Regions from separate parts of the Homo sapiens genome. Here region 1 is linked to region 2. Evidence: read pairs that join two places in POLR2A ChIA-PET (ENCODE). Cell type or tissue: OCI-LY7. All regions are shown on one strand.

Evidence for each region. Peaks named below come from ENCODE experiments on the same cell type or tissue, not always from the same donor. Only the 100,000 strongest peaks of a DNase experiment are listed, where the experiment ranks them.
Region 1: POLR2A ChIA-PET joins it to region 2 with 9 read pairs; 3 of 35 experiments call an interaction of 5 or more read pairs at or near these places.

Annotation. Positions count from the first base shown.
Region 1 is chrX:13,720,784-13,724,783 of GRCh38, forward strand. All of the region lies in intron 2 of TRAPPC2 (trafficking protein particle complex subunit 2), which reads right to left. It also overlaps a transcript of OFD1 not described here. Among named protein-coding and RNA genes, the nearest start is that of TRAPPC2, 12 kb to the right of the region's middle. In OCI-LY7, no CTCF peak of the experiment used is centred here; DNase peaks (open chromatin) are centred at 1,098 and 1,628; H3K4me3 peaks cover 1,184 bases; H3K27ac peaks cover 2,601 bases.
Region 2 is chrX:13,850,720-13,854,719 of GRCh38, forward strand. It overlaps a transcript of GPM6B not described here. Among named protein-coding and RNA genes, the nearest start is that of GPM6B, 36 kb to the left of the region's middle. In OCI-LY7, a CTCF peak has its summit at 1,787 (motif pointing left); a DNase peak (open chromatin) is centred at 1,782.

The DNA of each region.
Region 1 (4,000 bases), 130 kb before region 2:
GGAGGGCTGAGATGGGCAGATTGCTTCAGCCCAGGACTTCGAGACCAGCCTGGGCAACATGGTGAAACTCCATCTCTACATGAAATACAAAAAGTAGCCAGGCATGGTGGTATGTGCCTGTAGTCCCAGCTACTCAGGAGGCTGACGCAGGAGGATCACCTGAGCCCAGGGAGGTCAGGGCTGCAGTGAACCAAGATCGCACCACTGCACTCCAGTCTAAGTGACAAAATGAGACCCTGTCTCAAAAAAAAAAAAAAAACAGATTGGCAGAAGAGATGAAACTACGAGAAACTGGGGGGAAAAATATAAGTGATTCCATGGCTTTTAGCACAGATAATTGAAATCTAGATGAATGATGGATGGGTGGGGGCATGGATGGATTTACCCCAAGGTAACCCCACGGTGTGTATTTTTAACACAAGGACTTTGGAGTCAAAGTTAGGTTCAGGTCTAGCTCTGCTACTTACTGGCAGTGTGACCACAGGCAGTCCTTAACTTCCTAATGTCCGTTTTCTCATCTGTTAAATAGTGCTAACACTGTAGCACCTTATGGTGCACTTATGAGGATCACACAATCTAATGCATGTAAAGTACCCAGTACAGTGTCTGACCCACAGTACATGCTCAATTAATGTTAGTGGAATAACATGGGAGACCGTATGCACACTGGGATGTGGTGACTAGTAACTTCTCAACACGGAGTGGAAATCAAGTAAACCGGGAGTTACAGTCAGTCTCCTAGAACATACATCTGAGGTGTGTTAGAAGCCAAGACTTAGCAAGCCTCATTGGGCCTTCTGCTGATTCACACAGAACACACAATGAAATCAGAAGAAATCTGATATGTACTTGCTAATGAATGACACATTTTATAAAGGAAATCAAGGCACAGCTGGCACTTTTAACTCTAGAATTGGAAGGCCATGACTATGGAAGAAAAGGCAGATCAGAACTCCTGGCATGATGACGTAAGATTTAAAATGCTATTTGGGGCAGGGGTGGAGGGGTGGGGGACTATAGACTGCAGGCCAAATCTAGCCTTGCCCATCATTTTGCGACCATCTAAGGCTGCTCTCACGCTTCAATGGCAGAGTTAAGCACCTGTGACACAGACCAGCTGTCCCACAAAGCCAACAATATTTACTATCTGGCCCTTTAAAGAAAATGTTTGCCCCTGTTTTAGGGGAAAGATAAGAAAAAGGTCCAAACAGAAAAAGTGGATAACAAAGACGAGCTGGAATGATAAAAAAGCTATGCAAAACTAGAAGAACTGGCAATAATTCTCCAAAGTGAAGGGAAGGACAGGGAGTTGAAATTTGAACCAAGTAAACAATGATATCATGAATTCTTGCTGGACTAGATTTCAGAGCTGGAGTTTGCCAAGGGAAGGGCTTCTTACTTTCTTCAGTACATTTAAGCAGCAGCAAAAAAAAAAAAAAAAAAAAAAAAAAGCAAAAGCAGCAGCAGAAGGAAATATATGTACACATATGTATAAGCAAGATAACATGCATCCCCACACTCACCCCTATATGGAAAGCCACGAATGGGCAAGCAGCATGGCGCTAAGTCAGCAGGAAGACAGAAAGGGAACTCAAAGACCGACTGCATGAGGATGCTGTTACCAACTACCCAGCTGCGCAAAAGATGAGACAGAGCTTTCTTTATATACATTCCATGCTTGACTTCAGCTGCCAATTATTTGATTTTGTAAACAGCTGAAGAAGCAAGAAGGGCTGTAGCTTTTCATTCAGTTCTGCCAAGGAAAAACTGACAGGTGAAGTGGAAGAACTGAAAACCCTGGGAGAAAATGACCTCATTGTCTCGGGAGGGGAACAGCTGCAAACACTTAGCAAATACTTGAGGGTATGGAGCAAAGGTAAGACACACGCTAGGATTCTGCGCTGTCCAATCTATGGAACTTTCTGCGAGGACAGAAATGTTCTACACCTGTGCTGTCCAATATGTGAGCTAGTGTGCATTAGAAATGTGGCTAGTGTAGGCCAGGCGCGGTGGCTCACGCCTGTAATCCCAGCACTTTGGGAGGCCAAGGTGGGCGGATCACGAGGTCAGGAGATCGAGACCATCCTGGCTAACATGGTGAAACCCCATCTCTACTAAAAATACAAAAAATTAGCCGAGTGTGGTGGTGGGCACCTGTAGTCCCAGCTACTCGGGAGGCTGAGGCAGAAGAATGGTGTGAACCTGGGAGGCGGAGCCAGAAGAATGGTGTGAACCCGGGAGGCGGAGCTTGCAGTGAGCCAAGATCGTGCCACTGCACACTCCAGCCTGGTGACAGAGCAAGACTCCATCTCAAAAAAAAAAAAAAAAAAATGTGGCTAGTGAGAATGTAGAACTGAATTTTAATTAAACATAAATAGCCATATGTGGCTAGTGGCCACAGTACTAGACAGCACAGCTCTAGATCAATGATTCCAAACTAGTGGCACAATCTTAGCGCACTGCAACCTCCGCCTCCCAGGTTCAGGAGATTCTCCTGCCTCAGCCTCTTGAGTAGCCAGGAGTATAGGCATGTGCCACCATGCCCGGCTAATTTTTGTATTTTTAGTAGAGACGGGGATTCACCGTGTTGGCCAGGCTGGTCTCACACTCCTGGCCTCAAGTGATCTGCCCACCTTGGCCTCCCAAAGTGCTGGGATTACAGGCATGAGCCACCATGCCCGGCCTGATTCCAAACGTTTTATAAAAGTTCTGTGACTTCCTCCACCTTCCCTTCACCAACAAAAACAAGTATTACTTAGAATTCCAATATATAATACAGATAAAGCAACTGCCATTACTGAATTACCTGCGTTGACATGACTGTGTATGTATGGTCTGCTCGATTTTCCCATCGCCTTAAATAGGGGCCTTTGAAGCATCTCCAAGAGAGGCTTGGCCCAGAGGTGTTGAGGAGGTAGCTACACAGAATTTGGGAATAGATTAAACTGGGAAATTGAGGACAAGAGGAGAATCTAGGATGGTTTCCATATGTCTAGCTGAGGTGAACAAGCAGAACAGTGGCCCCTCTCCTAAGACATCCACATCCTAATCTCTGCAACTTGTGAGTATGTTAGGGCCCACGGCAAAGAGGAATTAAGGTTGCTCATCAGCTGACCTTAAGATAGGAACATTGTCCTGGATCATCCAGGTGGACCCAATGTCATGACAAGGGCCTTAAAAGTAGAATAGGGAAGCAAAAGAGGAAAGTCAGGGGGAAGTGACAGAAGAATGGTCACAGCAATGTGATCTTGACAGCTTTGAAAATGAAGGAAGGGGCCACAGCCAAGGAATGCAGGAGGCCCCCAGAAGCTGGAAAGTACAAGGAAACAGATTCTTGTTTGGCTCTCAAGTGAGAGCCAGAACTCTCACTTGTGGTGGAAACAGCAGCTGTCTTCAGTGGCTAGGGAAACCTGGGCTTTTGAGAAGGAGAAGACTAAAGAAATAAACTTGGTGATACAAAGAGCTCTCTGACTACCTTAAATTTAAAGAGGCCACATGGAAGATGTAAGAAGTAGGACACTAACTAGTAATGAACATAAAAACGGGACCAGAAATCAGTGAGGCTAGCATCAGAAGGGCAAAGGCCTACAATGAGTTGAAGTGTGTAATATATATTTAAAAAAAAAAAAAAAAAAAGAGGCTTTTTAGGCTACGATCAGGAAAAAGCAAGGGAGAAGGGTCAACTGCTTCAAGCGCTTGCTACACACTGAAATAATGGTGGATGCTGACCTGTTTAACTTCCATTTTCTCTGTTAAATGACTTTTCAAATAGCAAGCATGGAAGAAACAAGGTTAGGCAGGCTGCGAACCTCAAGATAGGTATATTAAGAAAACGTCTAGGGATCCGTTCCAAGATGGCCAAATAGGAACACCTCCGGTCTGCAGCTCCCAGCGTGATCAACGCAGAAGATGGGTGATTTCTGCATTTCCAACTGAGGTACCTGGTTCATCTCATTGGGACTGGTTGGACAGTGGGTGCAGCCCATGGAGGGCGAGCTGA
Region 2 (4,000 bases):
GTCAATGGAAGACGTCAATGAAACTACATGTAGTCTTTAGGACATGCAATGAATAAAAGCATTGTTTTTATTGGTATCGTTATTTAAAATATTTGTAATGATTCATTTTACCAATAAATTAAAACTATATTGAACTCACTTCTTTGAAAAAAAGTTAATCTAGGCCAGGCATGGGGGCTCGTGCCTGTAATCCCAGCACTTTGGGAGGCCAAGGTGGGCAAATCACTTGAGGTCAGGAGTTCAAGACCAGCCTGGCCAACTGGTGAAACTCCATCTCTACTAAAAATACAAAAATTAGCTGGGCGCGGTGGTGCATGCCTGTAGTCCCAGCTACTCGGGAGGCTGAGGCAGGAGAATCGCTTGAACCCAGGAGGCAGAGGCTGCAGTGAGCTGAGATTGTGCCATTGCACTCCAACCTGGGCAACAGAGCGAGACTCCATCTCCAAAAAAAAAAAAAAAAAAAAAGTTAGTTAATCTGAATGGGGTTCTACCTCGTAACTAATTCCCATTCCAAGTCACTGAAGTATGGAACAGAATATAGATTCTGAGCCAGAGCTGGGTTCTAATTTCACCTCTGCCACTTACCAGCAACATCACCTCTTCAGTAACTTAAACTCTAAGCCTTGGTTTCCTTACCTGTAGAGTGAAAATGATCATATCAATCCCTGAAGGTTGAGGGGAAGATTAAATAGATGTAATACACATAAAACACCTTACACGCTGCCTGACACACAGTAGGCCCTCAGTGAACAGTAGCTATCATCATTACTCATATAAAATCATGATTATTCAAATGCCTTGCTTACGGTCCTATATCACAGAACCATATGATAATGGTTTATGATAATCACCAGACATCTCAAAGAATAATCCATTTTGTTCTGGAAGGATGGGTAAAGTCACCTCAGGCATGCAATGAAAAAAAAAAAACCAGCTGAAATCGAGGGACAATGATCCCATCTTGCACAGTGCAGACCTCAGTTTCTCCTGGAGAGGTCCAGTTTCCATGATTCTGATGATATAAATCTTCAAAGACAACATTTAGCTAGGGTATCATTGCCAGGAAGGTAGATTGTCTCAGAGGCACCACACTTTAGAGAAGAGATCATTCATTGCTTCTTAAAATTTCTCTTGGCAGGTTTTAGAAATAGACTAATGTGTCTTTGTAGAGTAAAATCCCCCTCCCCTGACCCCCCAGCAATCACGTAACATGAGTTTGCTCAGAGTTTATAAAAAATGGCATCTTTCAAATGACTACCATTGGCCTTACCTACTACAGATGAATCAAATTCCAATCCATCCTGATATCCTTAGGCAGGGCATCAACACTGATATAAGCCATAACTAAACACTACAGGTGCAGGGTCATCAAACTTTTTTGTAAACGGCCAGAATAGTCAATATTTTAGGTTTTGTGGGCCATCTGGTCTCTTTTGCAATGACTCAACTCTGCCACCGTAGCAAAAAAGCAGCCAAGGAGCATATGTAAAACAATGGACATGACTGTGTTCCAAGATTTTTTTATTTACAAAAACAGGTGGCTGACTCATGGGCCATACCTGATGTAAACAAAGAGAAAATTAAGTATGTAAAATTTTTATTTCACTTATAATACCTTGATTTTGATTCACCTCAAGCAGACTGCCTCCTCTCAGCTCTTTTCATTTTCAATTAAAAAAAACTTAATAGGTAATTGACACAAAAATGAAAGCAATATAAGGAAGTATACACAGAGTTCTCATTTCTGCCTTCATTCACTGTCTAACTTGCCCCCTACAGGTCACCACTTTTAATAGTTATTCAGAGCATCACACACCCTTCGCCCAGAAAAGGAGCACACAGTACTAGACTTAACTGTTCTGTACCCTGCTTTTGATTTAATTCACATGAGAAAACTTTCTATTAATCACATACAACTTCTTCGTTCTATTCTAGCTGCAGTCATTCCTAGTGTGAATGTACCCTCAGAGACTCAGCAGCCCCATACAGGACAATACTAGTTTCTGGTCTTTTGCTATTACAAATAAAGGCTGGGGGAAGAGTACAACAAAAACTTTTTTTTTTTTTTTTTAAAGACTGGGTTTCACTCTGTCACCCAGGTTGGAGTGCAGTGGCATGACCATGGCTCACTGCAGCCTTGACCTTCAAACTCCTGGGCTCAAGTGATCCTCCCGCCTCAGCCTCCCAAGTAGCTAAGACTACAGGTGCACGCCACCATGCCCAGCCAAAAACCTTTTATGTGTATCATTTTGTACAGGTATTGTTACAGCTACAGGATAAATTTCCAGAAGTGGGAATCCTGGATCAAAGGGTCAATGAATGTATGATCTGCTAGAAACTGACAACATGTCCTCGACAAGGGTTGTTCCATGTTCGTACTCCCACCAGAAGCACCCAGGAGTATCTTCTCACCTTATTTTCATCAGGAAAAAAGCTGAAAACTACTTTAAATATTCACTTAGGTACCTGCGTCCCAAAGACCACCCCATGTTCTGAGATTCGACAGAAGGATCCATGGGACTTAGTATATAGTTGTACTTAGAGCCAATATTTATTACAGCAACTTAACAAGGATACAAGGATCATAAAGGAAAAAGACACAAGCTGGGCACAGTGGCTCATGCCTGTAATCCCAACACTTTGGAAGGCTGAGGTGGGTGAATCACTTGAGGTCAGGAGTTCGGGACCAGCCTGGCCAACATGGTGAAACCCCATCTCTACTAAAAATACAAAAATTAGCCAGACGTAGTGGTGCATGCCTGTAATCCCAGCTACTCGGGAGGTTGAGGCATAAGAATCACTTGAACCTGGGAGGCAGAGGTTGCAGTGAGCTGAGGTTACTCCCTGGGCGACAGGGTGAGACACCACCTCAAAAAAAAAAAAAAAAAAAAAAAGGGAAAAAGACACACGTGGAGTCTGGAAGAATCCACATGCAGACTTCCTTATGCTCTCTCTTCCCAGGAGATATCGCATGGGCACACTTTGCCCCTACCAATGAAGTCACAATAATATGTGTGACAGTTCTGCCCAGAAAAGCTGGTTAGAAAGGCAGGCTGGTCATGGAGGCACCCTCTGCCTAAACATATTGAAATTCCAGACTCCAGGAAGGAAGGAAAGGTGTTCAGCATAAGCCATAGTGTTAGCACAGTCTAGCCATCCTGAACCAGCCTTATCACTTAGGGAAAGTTCTTATCACTGCAGGGAACTGCTTACCACCAAGTTCCCGATGCCAGCCAAGGGCCAACCTTGCAAGCTGGCCTTGTCCAAGATAGTCTCAGATTGGTCAAGTCAACCCTTTTCTGTACAACCTCACATGATGAAATTATCTCAGGTAGGCTAGCCAGCTGGTTTGAAACTATACCACCAGTGGCAGGAAGCAGATATGGCTTTGGGGGAATTCTGGCTTGGGGTGACAAGTTCTGTTTGGTCGGCTGCTTGTCTGGAACCGCTTCACACCATTTGAAACCAACTGTGGCACTCCAGGCACTGCTGCAGGGAAGTGTGCCTGGCATGACAACATTGTCTCCTAACAAAATTACTATTTATTTCAAGCTGCTTCTTTTAAAAAATGCCCCCATTCTGTAGAACTACAAAGGGCCAAAAAGGATCTGAGGATGGTGCTGGCTTCATAGATTTTCATGAAAGAAAGACTGTACTAGCTCAGAGAGAAAGCTGACAAGAGAAGAGATGGCTTTTGGCTTAGAACTGAGATTTAAATATACAGACTCCTTAACTGAAGGTTTCTCTCCACAGCAAGTTATCTTCCAGGGATTCTATGAAAGTACATGTTTTCTAATGCAATTACCTCCACCTGTGCTTTTAAAAAATAAGTAATGAAACCAAAATTACAGCTAGACAGGAGGAATAAGTTTTAGTGTTCTATACCACTCTGGGATGGCTAGAGTTAACAATATATCATTTCAAATAGCTAAGAAGATATTGAACATTCCTAACAAAAGGAAATAAATGTTTGAGATGAGGGATATGCTAATTACCCTGA